Regions from separate parts of the Homo sapiens genome. Here region 2 is linked to region 1. The links are chromatin loops, found by intact Hi-C in ENCODE. Cell type or tissue: IMR-90. All regions are shown on one strand. Each heading gives the region's core, and the rest is flanking DNA. Links, peaks and the distances in the headings are about the cores only.

Region 1 (8,869 bases), core at 2,133-4,632:
CCGAGCTGTACCATGGCCCCTTTTGGTCATGGCTGGAGTGGCTAGGATGCAGGGCACCAAGTTCCTAGGCTGCACATAGCACCAGTACCCTGGGCTTGGCCCATGAAACCATTTTTTCCTCCTAGGCCTCTGGGCCTGTGATGGGAGGGGCCACCATGAAGATCTCTGACATGTCCTAGAGACATTTTCCCCATTGTCTTGGGGAGTACATTTGGCTCCCTGTTACTTATGCAAATTTCTGTAGCTGGCTTGAATTTCTTCTCAGAAAATGGGATTTTATTTTCTATCACATTGTCAGGCTGCAAATTTTCCAAACTTTTATGCTCTGCCTCCCTTATAAAACTGAATGCCTTTAACGGCACCCAAGTCACCTCTTGAATGCTTTGCTGCATAGAAATTTCTTCTGCCAGAAACCCTAAATCATCTCTCTCAAGTTCAAAGTTCCACAAATCTCTAGGGTAGGGATAAAACGCCACCAGTGTCTTTGCTAAAACATAACAAGAGCCACCTTTGCTCCAGTTCCCAACAAGTTCCTCATCTCCATCTGAGACTATCATGAGAACAGTGCAGAAAAGACCTGCCCCCATAATTCAATTTCCTTCCACCAGTTCCTCCCATGACATGTGGGAATTGTGGGAGTTACAATTCAAGATGAGATTTGGGTGGGGACACAGCCAAACTGTATCAGTATGAGTGATTTGATGGAATTTTTTCTGAAAAAAAAAATCAACCTCTTTCTTGCATATGGTGGTAGAAAGATATATCTGTATATAAATTTCAAGAATACATGGGGTGTAACTATTCTATTTGACTCAAATTCATATTGCCTTCCTGTTTCAAGTTAATATTACTTTTTCTCCCTTCTTGTCATTCCCTTATATTTTTTACTGTCTAGGTTAAAAAACACACAGCTTCTTCTGTGTAATTGGTCTAGCAAATTCTTCCTGAATTTTTTGAATACTGGGTTGAGGGTCCTACTTATTTTTCATCAGCAATATACCCAGAGCATGTAGTAGTAACTGTTCATTTACAGAGCATTTCAGGAACTTTCTTTGGTTTGAGCCTACCCTGTTTGGGAAACAGCTATGCTGTTTCTTGCTTAGTGCCTGATGCCTGAGTAGCTGTTCAGGATGACGCAGTGGTGAGCCTGGGAACGGGGAGTACCTGGCCTCCTGAGCCCATCCAGCATTCTGCCTCTGCTCTCCTGTGCTTTAGGCAGTGCGTGCAGTCATTCCCTGGGGAATCTGCAAAGCCTGCAAGGCATCTGCTCCCAAGGGCACCTGCTCACAAGCTCCTCCAGTGTCCGTAGTGGGGTGGAGAGGGGTGATGGGGATCCTTTTTTGCCCCTGGATTGCTGAAGCCTAAAATTATATATTAAAAAAAGTCATGATTCTACATTTCAGAGAAGTATTAACTACAGACATTTCGATGAGTGCTGATGTACACTTCAGGCCCTCTCTTAGGAAGGGAGGATGGAGAAAAAAGCTATCGGGCTGCAGGACTGGAATGGCTCACCTTCCAGTGTCACCCCTGGTCAGCCCACCCACCAGAATGGCCAGAAGTTGGCCATTGTAGGAGGCGTGAGTTGCAGGCTGACTGGGCCTTACCCCATGGGTCTTCTCTGGGCCCAGGAAGCATCAGATAGTGGCATGGATTCCTGCTGAGCAGGGGAACCCACTGCTTTCCCCTCTCACAGTCAGGCCCTTTCCAGGCAGGCCCCAGGACCACATGTTGCTTCTTCTCTTTGTTTTCCTCTCAGTCAAGTTTCCCTAATTCAAGGCTTCAAGAGACTGGAGGGGAGACAATGGTCCCTGGACGGGAGGGACGGTGGACTCTGTCTGCCTCTCGGAGACCCTCCCTTAGGAGCTGGGGCTGCATTGCTTTCATTTCTTTTGTTACTGCCTTGAAAACGTGTTTGTCCTAAGAATTGTAGGAAATGCATAGATTATTCTGCCCCTATTACTTTCAGGAACTTTTAAAGGCTGACAAATCCTTGTAATTATCTTTCTATAAATTATATTTATTTCACTACTCTATAAAATGAAACCTACTGCAACACTCTTACCACTATGCGTAATTATCAGAGGCATCTCTCCCAGCTTCTCAGACACCCTTCCTGCCTTAGCCATTCTTCATCTTAACCCAAGGAAAAGAGCACCAAGAAGGGGACCTGCCCACAGACCACTTCATCCTCCTAAGGTGTCCCAACCTGGCTGACATGTTCACGTAGATTTCCACTGGGAACATCCACTTGGCCTCTATCAAGGATTAATCCTTCCATTTCGCCAATAATATCTGTCCCCACCTTCAGTCTCTTGCCTGAGCCTAACCAGGACACATCCACCTCCAGATCCCCACTGCTGTACTTGTCTGCACAAGATCCTCTCCTGTCTTGGTGCCTGTGTAACTTAAAAGTTACATAGGGCTAAAAGTCAGATATTTTGCCTTCCCACTAGAATGAATAATACTATGGGTGTATTTTTTCTCAGTAATATTTTAATCGATTTAGGGTTAGAGATGAACATTGGGACAAGTTATAAGCAATAAATAACAAGCTTAAAAACAATAAATAGGATTATAAATCTCATTGTATCAGATATTATCCGGCTGTGTGTGTGTGTGTGTGTGTGTGTGTGTGTGTGTGTGTGTGTGTTTACTTCAGAGACAGAGAGAAAGGGAGAGAGAAGGTCCTGTTTTTCTCTGCAGATTTTTTAAGTGAGGGGCTTTTTTGGCATAGTAAGTATCAAAATCCTAGATATATATAAGATTTTAAATTAATCTTTACCTCTCAAAAAGTAAAAAGGCTTTTCCAGTCATAGGAAAGAAGAATTTCAAATGGCTGCTGACAGAATAAAGTTTATATTGCAAGATAGAAAATGGATGGTTTATTAATTCTTTAAAACCTTTACATCTCTATCACAGATGCCTATTGAAAGCATTAGTATTTACCCAATGCAACCCACGGTGGTTAAATTCAGAGCTCCTTTGAAATTCTATTGCCACTTAATTGGCTGTGGGTATGCACAGTTAGCTTACTTGTAAATTGGGGATAATAGCTCTTATCTTAAATGAGCTGATGTATGTAAAGCACTTAGTACAAAGCCTGGGATAGAGGCAGAGGGTCTGTGCTTTTTGAAATTACCATTTCAAGAAAAGTTGGTTGCAATGACTGCAATGCTGTTGTTTTATCACAAGAGGGCAGTGCCAGAATAGAAAACGCAGGAAATGTACTTGGGATTTGAAACAGTAGAAGTTTAACAATGTTGTTCAGCCATTTCATGGATCAGAGAATCCGGGCTACACTTGGCCTTGGTCATCACTTAATTTCATCCCCTCATCTATCACTGTGAAATTATCTGGCACATTTTAGCTCAATTTCAGAAAAAAATCTCATACTAGTTTTCTCCCTAAAGTAAAATAATATGCTTTTATTTGCCTTCTCTTTTTTCCTTCTACAGTAACAAATGTTTTTAAGCATTGCATTTTTGTTTACAAAATTTGAAGAACATGTGTGTTTCGTTGTAATGCGGATCTCTCTACCTTTGTCTGTCTTTCTCTTTGCCTCTCTGATTCTTCTATTCACTCATTTCACTCCGTTATTTTCAAACAGAGAACACTGCCATCATTGGAAACATTTTTTTTCTGAGCACATTTATTGAGCCCATAAAACGTGAAAGGTGCCAAGTCCACAGCAGTTGTTTGTAATCTCCTCCTACTTGTCTATGCTCAGGTCAGGCTATTTGTTAGGAGCTGATTGGGAGTTTATTGAGCATCCTGCATCCTGCATTTAGTTTTTTTGCCGTGTAATTCTTTGTTTGGGTGGTTGGATGCAAAACTGCGTCACAATGCTGGACAGACTGGCTCTCCACTGAAATGAGGCTGGCCTCCCTGATTCAGTTACCAGAATGCTAATGCTAGTCCATTCTCATCAAACCTTCCTGCGGCCGGCTTGCCTGATCTTGTTAAGCTTTATTGAACATGCTGATTCCAGGGATGTGTTCTAAAAGTAACAGACCTTGTCTTTGCTGTTTGTTAGAAAACACATTTGCCTGAGAAGTATTTTGCCCTCTTGATTTGGCAGGAAATGCTTCTGCAGCACATACAATCTAACATCTTGACAAATTAAGAGATTGGGTTCCATTTAATTTTATTACTTAAGATGACTTGGAGCACCCAGTAAATTCCAGCACTAAATTCAAGTTCGTGAAATAATCCCAGGTGCTGTGAAACTTAATGGCAAATATTGCCTGTAGGCCTAAAATAAAACTTATAAAAATATTTGCCTTGTTAGAATTTATGTTCACACCTGTGAATAGCCACTGCAGTCCAGCCTGGGCAACATAGCAAGACCTCATCTCTAAGAAAGAAAAAAATATGTTTCTGTCTCCACACATTTAAAGGAGCAATTATTTTTCCCTTGGTGTTAACTCAGTATATGTCCAAAACAATAAATTTGCCATGAGACAATGAACTCTTCTTGAGCCATGAATATGGAAGTGAGTTAAATGTGCATAATAAGATGATCTGATAGCCCTTGAAATTACAGTACAATTTTTAGAAAATCTAGATGTACTTACCACAGAGAATTCTTATGTCTGTTTAATTGATTGTTAGCTATTTTAAATTCCATCAGAATACCTATAACTTGTGTAAGTTGGATTTCAGCTGATGCTTATAGACATTATTTATTTGCAAGGCACAAGTGCCTTAGCTTGAATACCAGTCTTAGTTATATGACACATAACCATTGGCTTTCTTAACACCATTCCCATTTCCATACTGTTTACTATATTTACAATGAAACAAATAAAACGCCTCATATGAGAATGTCTGCTTTAAGAAAACCCAGTGTACATAACTCAGACGTACAAAGCAGATAAATTAAGAGGTGATTAGTTGCAGTACAAAAGGATTCTTTGATTTACAGCACGGTTTGTCAGAAGGGTTCCTTTGAATACGAGCTCCCCCAGAGAGCTGAAGTGTTTTGCAGATCATTCAATCCACTTGACATCCAGACTAGGGGACAGAAAAACTTGGAATTTAAGTGTTGAAAGCCATCATTAGTTGAAGATTAACAAAATGAATATAGAGATTCTCTATTATTTAAATGATAGAAAAAAACTGCTTTGCTTTTTAGAAATATGGATAACCCATACATGTTTGTGACTAAGTCAGAAATAATAATTTCCATTATTTATGGATCACCTGTTATGTGCCAGAAACTATACAGCACTATAATGGACTCTGTGTATTACTTTATTTTGATTTAATACTGCTAATGATATTACAAGTAAGATTGTGCCCATTTTACAAATGAAGATACTGAGGCTCTGGGGAGCATTTTGCCCAAAGCCCACAGGTCAGTCATTGGCAGAGATAAGTTTTGAATTAAGTCTACCAAGGCCCGTGGCTTTTCCACTCTGCTGCTTCCAGGGGATTTTCCCTGCTGAGCATTGAGTGTTCTGACCATGGGTAGCCTCCACGTGGGAGTCCTTTGCCTGATGCCCTGCCTTCCAGCATGGGCGGCTTCATCGACATCTTTATTAACTTACCTAATGCCAGCTTTTATGAATGAAGTTAACTGGACCCTGCATATCCCACTGAAAACACTGTGCCAAGACAGTGCTCATGACTTAACTTCAGCTGGTGCCTGGCTGGGTAAAGGAAAAGAACCTGGAATCTGGGGGGCATCCATGATGGAGGTGGGAAATATCTCGAGGGCATGTTCAGGCAGCACTGGGCAGGAGGGGCAGAGGAAGCAGGAAGGTGGTGTGACACAGCCCCCAGGTTAGTGTGGGGAGGGGCCAAGGCTGGTCTAACCAGGGGTAGCATGATGAGACTTGGCCTGCTGATGGGAGGGAGTCAAAAGCAGGCCCAGTGGTGGAGATGGGCAGTGGGCAGGCTGCCTAAGAAGTCTGGCCACAGAAGGACTGCCAGAGAGGAACTGGGACCCAGGAAGGGCTGTCAAGACAGGATACTGTCACTTTGAGAAGAATTAGGGTACCCAGCAGGTTATCAAGGCAGAGACTCTGAAAGACAGAAACTCAGTTTCTCCAACCAGGGTCAGAACTCAGTTATTAGAACTGGGACACAGGATCAGAGTGGGAAAAGCAGAAATGCCGATTTTATTTTATTTTTTTAGAGACAGAGTCTTGCTGTGACTCCCAGGCTGGAGTGCAATGGTGGGATCATAGCCTACTGTAACTTTGAGCTCCTGGAATTAAGGGATCCTCCTGCCTCACCCTCTTGAGTAGCTGGGACCATAGGCAAACACCAATATGCCTGGCTAATTTTTAATTTATTTTTTAGAGATGGGGGTCTCACTATGTTGCCCAGGCTGGTCTTAAATTCCTGGCTTCAAGCAAGCCCCTCACCTCCCCTCCACCAAGTGCTGGTATAACAGGAATGAGTGATTCAATTCAATTCTTAATTACCTGTTTGTGATTGTTTAAATTTCCCCTAATGAATAAGAGGATTGCCTGGGATGGATTTGATCCTCTAAGGAGGATCAAGTGGATCTCAATATTGGAATTGGAAGATTAGAAGAGGAGCAATGCCAAATGTTTTATATTTTCCTAGTGATTTTGACTTATTTGGTATTCAATAAATACACAGATTGGCTGACTGAAATAAGAATCAATATAAATTAAATTGGTACCTTAACAGATTTTCCAACTGAACCTTGGCTAAGAGGTACTTATACTTACTAGGACAATCTAAGAAGTATGTGGGTAGATCATTAGACTGACTAGTTTCTGATCTCAGCTCTTCTACTTACTAGCCATCGTCTTGGGCAAGTCACTGAATATCCTTGAGCCTGATTTGCTCAACCTATAAAATAGCAATAGTACTACTGATATTGCTGGATCATGTTAGTAAGAGTGTCTGCAATTTATTAAGCATTTGTTTTGAGTCAGGCACTATGCAAAGCAGTTTAAATACATTATCTCATTCACCTGTTGTGAGGAATAAATGAGGCATCGTCATTGAGACACTTGGCCAGTGTGTGGCCCAGTTCCCACTCACACACATGCAGATCAACATGCATGCTGCTGCACAATGGGACTAAGGATGGGTGGATAATTAAGTAAGGAGGTCTGTGTTTTAGAAGGAGGAGAAGGAGTGATCCAGTGGACTGAGAAATGAGATAGCTGGATCAGATTGGAGGAAAAAGCCAGATGGCGTGTCGGTGATATGCCAGAGGCGATTTTGTGTGTGTGTTCCCATCAGCCCTTGTTATCTAGCAGAATTGATCTCAGGTAACCCAGTATGTTTTCCTAACAGAATGAAGTCTTCCCATGTGTCACCCAAAACATACTGCCCTTACAGTGTGTCTGATGCAAGTGGTAAGTGACACTCTGGCCTCTGTCCTTATTACAGAAGTCTCTTTGGGAATGCTGGTTTGGTCCAGTACCTCCCCAGAGGTCTCAGTGCAATTTAGGACCCACGGCCATCTTGGCTCACCCACCTCCTTGTTTTCGGTTTCCCCAGAAGCAGACCTGGAGAAAAGGATTTGGCTACAAGTGGTTTTTTAGAGATGATCTTGGGAAATATGATAACAGAATGGGAAAATTAGACAAAGAAGGAAGGAAAGCCTATCAAAGTGTTCTAGTAAGAGCATTTCCACTGTAGGCAACTGGACTCACTCCTTCAGGGGGCCTGCTAAGAAACTGTGAAGGGCAAGGAAGCTGGGGTGTTTATCTTCCCACTCTCATGTCCTACCACTGTCATGGCAATGGTTGCCCCTTTAAGGCATTAACTGCCTAGCACTCTGCCCTCAGGCAGAGCAAGGGTGCAGATGCTCGAGGTGGCACACTGCACAGAGCCATCCAGAAAGCTACAGATGACATCAGGGGTGAGTGCAGAATCTGGCAGGGCTCCAGCAGCATCTGCTAAACCACCATCACATATTGAAGTCGGGTTTTTAAATCTTTACTTCCCTTTTGAAAGTTCTCAAAACAAAGTGCAATCTTATCACAAAATAGGACATTCCTTCACTGTTACCATTTCATGTTCCCTGCATAGGTGCTGATTGCTTTCATCAGTCTCTGTGTTACTGTAAACATCTTCTTTCAGATGGCCTCGCTGAATATTAATCTGCAAATGAGCAGAAAATTAATAAAAGTGCTCTTTTGAATAGTCCCTATTAAATAAGTATTGAGGCATGAGCAGTATGTATAAGCGTAAAAGAAACGGTTATGTTACATCCAGAAACAGACACTTTCAGCAGCAGGCGAAGGCAGGCATTAAGCCCATCTACAGGGTTTCAGACTTGGAATCCTGACCCATGGAGATCTGGTTAGATGTTAGTGTGGATATCTAAGAGTGCTTCTTCTACATCCACTCATATTCATCCTGTCCATTCTTAATCTACCTTTCATCATACGTGCTGAGCAACATATATTAGTTCTGCTAAGTGAGAGAACATTTGGATGTCAATTTCTTTATTTGAAAATTACTCTCGCAGCACATTGCAAGGCCCTGCCTGTGATTTAAATGTAAATAAGGGCTAGCACCCATAGACTGTAAAGATAGTGAATAGTCTTCAGGGTGAAAATGTTCTTCTTGGCACCTTCTATTTCTCTGTGCCCAATTATCCCAATGCCCAACCATACCTCCCAAATTCATTCAGATTTCTAAGTATATTTGTCCTAAAAAATACTCTGAATCTGCTGAAAGTTTGAACTTGCAAACCATACTCCTTTCAGGTGAGGTTTTCCAGTCCTACTTTTAAGATCATATCTTGTAATTTGTGACTCCTTGTCCTTAAATTTGAGTGGACGCAGTGTGAAAGAGAAGATCTGGAAAGGACTGATCCCATACTTAATTCTGGTAGAAGAATTGATTCCTGAAACAAGCCCAGGGTGCT
Region 2 (8,869 bases), core at 2,401-4,900, 640 kb after region 1:
CTGTTTCCAGTTTCTCCAGTGGGAAAGTGCTCCCAAGGAAATTACCTTGCACAGAGGAAAGGCAGATGAAGAACTCATCTCCTAGCTGAATTTTCAACTCGATTTTCAAATCATTTTCCTTCTTGGTGAGCACAGATTGAAACAGCAATAAAGACTTTTCAAACTTACAATGTCAGTCTTGTCAACAGAGAAAGCATGCATCACTGCCCTTCCAACTTGATCATCTCAAGGAGTTTCACTGATTTCACGGCTTCTGTAATTCAATCCCCAGTCAGCTATCCAAAGGGAAATAAAGTGTTATTTTGCCTTATTGTTGACATGGCTATAGGAAACTAGAGAAATAACTGTTTGTAGAGTTATTTGGAATTAGTGGACCAGGATTAATACCTATTAGGAAACTGGCATAAAAGCAACTCGCTCAGAGAGCAGAGAAAGCCCAGCTGGTGGGTGGGAGGTCCCATGGCAACTCCTGTCCCAGGGGAGCAATTTTGCTTTTTACTTTGGTGACATCATATAAATTCAAAGTGACAAACTTCTCTTAAGGACTTTCCAAATTATTTACCCTCTATTAAGAGCTTAGCTCTCCTCTCATTACTTGTAGAAATCATTTAAAGTGATCTCAAACCAGATTTCAAACTGTTATTGAGGACTTGAAAGCTGATAAGAAAAATCACTTAAAGTTTCCAATAACTTGTTTATACCTCTTATTTCCTTATACCCTTGCACAACTGACCAAAAATAAAAAAGAAAGTGGAAAAAATGGCTACACACATCAAAAAATAATGATAATAAAAGCAAAAAGTAACCAGATTAGAGAGATTATATTAGGAAGATAAGGGCAAAAAGGACTATGAGAAAGGTGGAAGGGGTAGGGGAGCAGGAAACAGAGGTAAAAGAATGTTAGAAAACAGAGACCTATTACTGAATAAGAGATGATTCCATTTCAGAACCATAACCAAAATATGAGAAGTACTAGTCATATCTCAAGTCTTTGCTCACCATGAAGTCACTCTTTGTAAACATATCCTCAAGGGAAGAAAAGCAATCTAGTACGGCCAACCACTAATCCACAGACTCTGTAATCCAGAATATTAATCCCTAATCCAGAACACTGTGTGTGTTGGTAGTGGGGAAGGGTTATTCAACAAGGACAACCATATGGATGTATGGGAATTAAGGGTCATAATCCCAAGGAATATGTTGTACCTTCAAGGGGCTTATAGTCTGTGTCACTGAACACTGGAAAATAAGTGGCATCCAGCTAGATCCAATGTTTGCTTTTTAGTCACTGTATTCTAATCTGGAGGCCTGGGCTTCCAGTCTCTTTCAGATTGTTGGCAGAATTCTGTTCCTTGTGGCTGCAGGACTGAGGTCCTTGTTCCCTTTCTGGCTGTCAGCTTGGGGCTGTTTTCACCTCCTGGAGACTGCCCACATTCCCCACCACTTGGCTTCCTGCATCTTCAAAATTCACACATGGTGAAGTTGAATCCCCCTTGGGCTCTCAACCTGACTTGATCCTCTTTTGCAACTAGCCAGAGAAAATCCTCTACTTTTAAAGGGCTCATATAATTATGTCAGGCCCGCTGGGATAATCTTCCTATCTTAAGGTCAACTGGCTTGGGACCTTAATTACATTTGCAAAAATCCTTTCATGGCAGTGTTTGATTGAATAACTGGGAGAAGGAGTGTGTACTGCAGGCTGAGTATCTGGAAAGCTATCTTTGAATTTTGCCTACCATGGCTTCCTTCTTACATTAGTGGTACTTCTGCTGAAACAGCAACAAGCCAATTTGCTATTTGTATAGAAATGTCTCTCTAAAAAGCAGAAGGCTGCAATAACATTGCATGATGTATTTTTCAAGATGAATATAGTACTCTTAAAAATCATTGGTCTGGGTGTTGTGGCTAACAACTGTAATCCTAGGACTTTGAGAGGCCAAGGCAGGTGGATCAGTTGAGCCCAAGAGTTTGAGATCAGCCTGCGCAATATGGCAAAACTCCATCTCCGCACACACACAAAAAATTAGCTGGGCATGGTGGCGTGTGGCTGTGGCTGTAGCTCTAGTCCCAGCTACTAGGAAGGCTGAGGTGGGAGGATCACCTGAGCCTGGGAGGTTGATGCTGCCGTGAGCTGTGATCATGCCACTGCACTCTAGCCTGGGTGACAGAGTGAGACCTTGTCTCAAAAATAAAAATAAAAATAAAAAAATCGCCGTACTATTTACAAAAACAGTTCTTAATACTTTTGCATTAAAAGGGTGACTTTAGTGCTCACTTTGGCAGCACATATATTAAAATTGGAATGATACAGAGATCAGCAATTTCAGTTAAATAAGAAAAAAATTTTTTTAAAAGGCTGACTTTAAAACCAGAGTTCAGACATTAAAACCCAAGGTTCAGGGAGCTGAGAGTGGGTGATCCCTGTATAGAGGCCAGTTCTTAGTAGGAATTACATGGCTCTGTGTGGTCCCACTGTCAGGCAAGCTTCACCCAATTTGCTCACTGAAAAGACAAACTAACACGATCATTTTGGTTTTGAATCTGAATTTTGTAGCAACAACATATACTATCAAGACTCAACTTTTGCTAGCACAATAATCTTATTTTATTTTACTTTAAGTTCCGGGACACACGTGCAGAATATGCAGGTTTGCTACACAGGTAAATAGGTAGCACAATAGTCTTAGAAATAGAAACTAAAATAAGTAAATGAAATAAAAGCTCTTTACAAAATATTATGGAAAATATCGCAAATCACAAAGGCCAGAATAAAAACAACCTCTAATTATACTACCCAGAGTTAACCACTGTTAACGTTTTGGCTTTTTGTTTCAGTCTTTTTTTTCCTCTCTTCTACATAAACATGTTTATTAGTCATAGGCCAATCAGGAGACAGAAACCACACAGTAATTTGAACAGGGAAAATTTATTATAAATAATTGTTAACTATAACGTAGGCCTAACTAGGAAGGTGAAAACAATGCTCTAAACAATATCCTAGGGCTGAGGATGAAAATCGGGAGGAACCACTTTGAAGGAGGTCCTTTTCCCCACGACGGATTCAGACAGTGAGGGAAAAGAGATTCTCAGCTCCATTGAATGGTGGAGCTCTCCTGGCTGCCTGAGACAGAACTGGTGCATGGTTGCAGGGAAAAGGGGGAACATATGTCTGCAGGGCAGGTCCTCAGAGACAGCCAGGGCACAAAGAGTCATCTTGTTGGCAGGACAGATAGAGGCCCGGGGTGAGTGGTGTCTCTGTTGGGGGTCACCGGCTGGGGCTCTCTGAGAACTTGCAGAGAAACTGCATGCTCTGGGTGTGTGGCAGGGGCAGAGGCTTCTGGCAGTGGTGCGCTAGGAGCAAGTAGAAAAACAACGGCCGTCCGACGGACGTCCGGGAACCTTGGGCGGGGCTCGTGGGGTAGCTTCTTCCTCCTGCAGTGTCTCTCCTGCGCCCTCTACCGACAAGCTAAACCTCATTCTCGCTGCAAAGGAAAAAATGCTTGAAGGGTCCAGCCTATGAAAGCAAAACAGGTCATGAAAGTAGATTTGGAGGTGAGAGGCAATGTACTACTAAACTGAGATCACAACATGTATCTTATTTTGTAAACTGTTTTATTTACTTCAAAATATACTCAAAACATTTTCTCATATGATGAAAAATATTCTTCTACTATATATATATATATATGTATATTTATTTTTTTCTTTTTCTTTTTTTGAGACGGAGTCTCGCTCTGTCGCCCAGGCTGGAGTGCAGTGGCGGGATCTCGGCTCACTGCAAGCTCCGCCTGCCGGGTTGACGCCATTCTCCTGCCTCAGCCTCCCAAGTAGCTGGGACTACAGGCGTCTGCCACCACGCCCGGCTAATTTTTTTGTATTTTTTAGTAGAGACGGGGTTTCACCGTGTTAGCCAGGATGGTCTCGATCTCCTGATCTCGTGATCCGCCCACCTCGGCCTCCCAAAGTGCTGGGATTGCAGGCGTGAGCCACCGTGCCCGGCCTACAATATAATTTTTAACAGGTGTATGATAATTTATATAATGGATGACCCTAACTTTTTTAGCCAGTATTCAGTTTTGGGCCATTGAGGTTATTTCCACTTTATAGCTATTATAAACAGTGCTGTAACAAATATTCTAGTGGTGAATGCTTGCCATATTTGTATTTCCTTAGGATAAAGTCCTAGCAATGGGATTCCTGGATTGAAGAACATATATACTCTTAATATTTTTATTCATGTTCTGAGATTTCCCCGCCAAAAGACAGCAGTATATTTTAAAGCAACGAGTCTTAGTAACATCTCTACATTTTATTTTTAAAATTTGTACTAATTTTACAAGCATACTAATTAAATGAATTTCATGATGGTAATAAAATAGTCTTGGAGAAAACAATTCTCAAAACAACATTTAATAATGAATTATACCAAAGAATTATTTAAAATGATAATGAAGTGGCTATTAGTACAATACCAAAGAGAGAGAAATGAACAGAACTTACAAATGCAGACACTGATTATTCCAAAATAAATTTTAAACTGTAAACACAGAGCTTATTGTAACAGACCATTTTTTTACAGGAACAGTTAATAGTTTGCTTTAAAATAATTATCTTTTTAAAAAATCGTAGTAATTAGATTTATTCTTAACTCAGAAAAATGCAGTAGAAAAAATACTAGAAAGAAAAACAGAATGAAATGAGAAAGGAAAAGAGGGAAGGAAGGAAGGACAAGAAGACAGGAAGATTTTTCCGAAAGAGGCAGGAAGGAGAGTGTATTGAAGAAAAGAAGAAAAACTAGAAGGAAAGAAAATATGAAAGAGTATATGAATAGAGCAGAAGCAAAAAAAAAAGAAAAAAAAAAGGGAAAAGAAACATTTTAAAGCAAATTCCACCTCCAGAATGGTAATATTTAATGGGCTAACTATCAAAACATTTTTAAGTACTAAGAACACACAACTTAAGAAAGAAAGACATACTTGTAGGAAATAAGCCTTAATTGTCCAATTTGCCAGAGAAGCAGAGATGGCAGTGTTTCTGTGACACTTACGTGGTTGGCTTCTGTCATCATGGAAGTAAGTACAGAAGCACATGCATTTCCACATGGCTACAGAATCCCCAACGCTTCGGTTTGCTATAGGATGCCTCCAAATAAATGGCACAAGTATTTCCACAAAGAAGGTTTGGAGTAGACACATTGAGCATTTCCACCATGGGGTGGTAGAATTTACTTGACGGGTTAGTTATGGCAATGTGGTTTCTCAACAGGCTGCATGGGGGTCTGGCTTGCAAAGGAGCTCGCATATAAAGTGAAAGCTGCTCAGGAGAGCCAGGTCTCCCCACAGGCGTCCTGTGTTCACAGTCCTCGTAAATGTTCTCTGGAGGCCACAGATTCATTATGTCGGAAAAGGTAGAGCAACAGACAGAAAATGCTGGCAGAGGTCCAGCCCTCTGTGGGCTTCGAGTGTGGTATTGCCTAGAGTTTGTTCCTACAGGTATTTTTGCATAAAGACCTCTGTCTGAGGAAGTGAGTCTAAGACAGCAGAGCTCAGGACGGTCTTTTAGAGTATTGGGTGCCCACGACTCTTTTGAAAGAAGTCCATTGATACTCCTCTACTATTTCCCCCGATCTATTTGAGAGCCAGCAAACTGATTTGATAAAACAGTGATAGATTTGTCAGATTAAGATAGTAATTTGCTTCCATTAATTTGAGAGGCATCAGTGTCTCACAGTGAGAAGAAATATGGCCACCCTGGTGGGATACATTTAAATTCATTAAATTTTCTGGCTTTCATCTGAGACACTGAGACTTTTTCTTCTCAGCCCATAAATCCTTTCAGTTTTTACTTCAAATGGCACCAAACAAGCACTCATCAATTTATATTTTAAATTCTCCTAACAATATCCAGTTGGATAAATCTGTTTAATTAGCAGTGGGTTGATGCTTTCTTGGCCCACTCTACGTCCAGTTACCAAAATAAAAGAAAGGCATGGAAAGCTGCTGGTTGCAAAAAAACATGCCTCCTACAATGGCAGGGAACAAGAAGAGACATTCTCCCAACACATGTTAACCCAGGGAAAAAATTTGAATATATACAAAAGATGAAATTAACAATAGATGAATGGCAAATGAGAAAGCTGCCAGTGACCAGACTTTCTCAGGAGCCAACCTTTAACAATATGGATTATTTCGGATAATTCATGGTTTGCCACTCTTTATCCTTTGTCTCCTCTGTAATATCCAGGGCACATCTTAGACAGATAATTAGGGCATTATCATATTCCTTAACTAAGTCGGACAAATTGCATTGCGCTTCGTGGAAAACCAACCTAGGGCTCTGTCATTAGCATTGTCTAATTGTTCCAAATAAAGTCTTTGCTTTTTTTTATTGCATCAACTTTATTTGTCAATACTCAGGAAAGAGCGGCTGTTCCCTTTCCTGTAGGGTTTCGTGAATATGCTAGTCACTAGGTAATCTTACAGTTAATACAGGCCGCAGCATGGTAAAATGTAAGAAAATGTAAAGGTCAAAAACATGTTTCTATTATGAAAAAAATGAATGATAATGACATAATTTTTTCAGCTCATCAGGCTCTTTGCTAAGTGCTGCTGTTATTGCCAGATCAGTAGTGTATAACAAAGAAGTGCTTTCTGCAGCCTGCTTCATTAGTCTGCCCTGTAGGACCTCACCTCCAGACCTTTCACTAATCTGTTGGCGCGCTCAATAGTCTTGTTAGTTCTATTCACTTCTTCCTGACAGCGGATTTTCTCAGCTGTAGCCCTCCCAGAGGCCGTGGTTAAAGCAGCCAGGTTTGTGTCTAGTTCCTTTAAATAAAAACAGTGAGAGACAACTTTGGACATTGTCGGAACAAGTAAAAATATCGCCGCAGACTTATTTTATATTGCAGAAACTTAAATTATACAGTATGCCCAGAAGTAAACACAATTGCGTTCAGGAGACTGTGCCAATTCACACAATGAGAAGGTGCAGTAGGGAAAATGTGAAGAAAAGGATATTCGACAGTTTATGTAATTTTTGTTGTTTGTTCAAAACAGCACCGAGGTGGGAAAAAGAACATACAGACAAATTCAAAATCCTAGGGGGAAATGGAGAATGTCATTTTCCCAGACAAATTACCTGAAGTCATGAAGATTTAATACAATTGATTTTTATGTACCATTAGTGCCAATAACACACTTAATACAAAGTGTCCCAAAACATTTTGCATTGAGAGCTGCCGCCAAAATGAAATGTAGGGGAAGCTTTTAAGGTGAGATTTGAAGAGCTGCGGCATATTGGTGTATTGACTGCTCAGAGGGAGGGAGCCAGGGCTGGGGAGCTGGGGCAGCGTGTGGCAGCAGAACTTCCTGCTGGGGGTGTGATGGGGAAAGGGGGCCAAGGAGATGGGGCTCTAATTGAGCCAGTTGCAATGGCGGTGGAGCTCACCAGGGATAAGTGGAAAGAATGGGTAGGGAAATGAAGGTTGTGAGTGTACATGTGTTCAAGAGAGTTGGCTGTTTCTTTGGTAGAGGGGGATGGTGAGAAGAGGAAGAATTGGAAAAGAAAAGCCGTGTTTAGGAAGAATCATTGTTCAAATAGCAAAAGAACAATTTTTTTTTTTTTTGGCTGGGCACGGTGGCTCATGCCTGTAATCCCAGCTCTTTGGGAGCCCAAGGTGGGAGGATTGCTTGAGGCCAGGAGTTCAAAGCAAGCCTGGGCAACAAAGGGAGACCCTGTCTCTACAAAAAAAAAAAAAAAATTAGCTGGGCGTGGTGGCGGGCACCTGAGGTCTCAGCTAGGTGGAGGATTGCTTGGAGCCCAGGAGTTTGAGGTTGCAGTGAACTGTGATCACATCACTGCACTCCAGCCTGGGTGACAGGGCTAAACATTGTCTCAAAAAAAAAAAAATTAAAAAAAGAACATTTCTTTTTCCTTGTGTGCTTGTTTCTAACTTGCTGCTCTCTTTCAACAAATCATCTGCTCATTTAACATTTGTAAAGAACTTCTATGAAGAAAGGAAACTGTTTATGCTCACACAGCATATTGGGAAGGCATTTGTAGACACAGCATTATGTATAATTTTGCTCATGATATTTTAATGAAAAACATTTAACACTGAAAATAATAGTAAAAATGATGATAACTCTCCCCAGATATGCAACTTAATATGAGCATCTCAAAGTCCCTTTGGGGACTACTGAGCTGTCATAATAGATAAAACAGACTGTTTTTATTATTTATTTATTATTTTTTGAGATGGGGTCTCACTGGGTCACCCAGGCTGGAGTACAGTGGCAAAATCTCAGCTCGTCACAGCCTCAACCTCCCAGGCTCAAGCGATCCTCCCACCTCAGCCTCCAGAGTAGCTGAGACTACAGGCACATGCCACCATGCCTGGCTAATTCTTTCATTTCTTATAGAGATGAATCCTTCCTATGTTACCCAGGCTAGTCTCAAACTCCCGGGCTCAAGCGATCCTCCTGCCTTGGCCTCCCAAAGTGCTGGGATTACAGGTGTGAGGCACCACACCTGGGCCCCATCAGTCTGTTTTATATCTAGGGAAACTGAGGCCAAGTACCTGATAGGAAATGGGAAATAATTGCTTACGGAACTGAGGAAAGAAATTAAGTCAGTATTCCTTGGGCGTGTGGAATTATTTTTTAGGCTGGCCCTGATCTAGCCACCACTTAAAATTCCTCAAGCAGTTAACAAGTCCCCCTCCAACCCTCCGCCATTTCTACACCCCTCCCTTCTCCCCAGACAGCTGGCTCTTAGTTGTGCCCCCACAGAACTGAGCTAGACCATTAAAACAAATTAGGATGAAGGACCAGATACTGCAAAGTCTATCTAATATGTCTTCAAACTGCAC

The links. Hi-C counts contacts between places; a loop is a spot of excess contacts. Peaks named below come from ENCODE experiments on the same cell type or tissue, not always from the same donor. Only the 100,000 strongest peaks of a DNase experiment are listed, where the experiment ranks them.
Region 2: a loop joins it to region 1, with 6 times the contacts of the local background. A loop is called at or near these places in 3 of 110 quality-filtered maps.

Annotation. Positions count from the first base shown.
Region 1 is chr2:172,803,408-172,812,276 of GRCh38, forward strand. The region is part of intron 3 of RAPGEF4 (Rap guanine nucleotide exchange factor 4); the gene reads left to right. Among named protein-coding and RNA genes, the nearest start is that of RAPGEF4-AS1, 72 kb to the left of the region's middle. RefSeq lists a silencer at 1-147. In IMR-90, for the core only: a CTCF peak has its summit at 3,197 (motif pointing right); a DNase peak (open chromatin) is centred at 3,214.
Region 2 is chr2:173,445,924-173,454,792 of GRCh38, forward strand. LOC105373744 (a long non-coding RNA gene) reads right to left here and starts at 857. Exons shown (of 4, transcript XR_923586.2): 1 at 702-857; 2 at 169-275. RefSeq lists an enhancer at 5,338-5,407. In IMR-90, for the core only: a CTCF peak has its summit at 3,468 (motif pointing left); a DNase peak (open chromatin) is centred at 3,438; H3K4me3 peaks cover 186 bases; H3K27ac peaks cover 260 bases.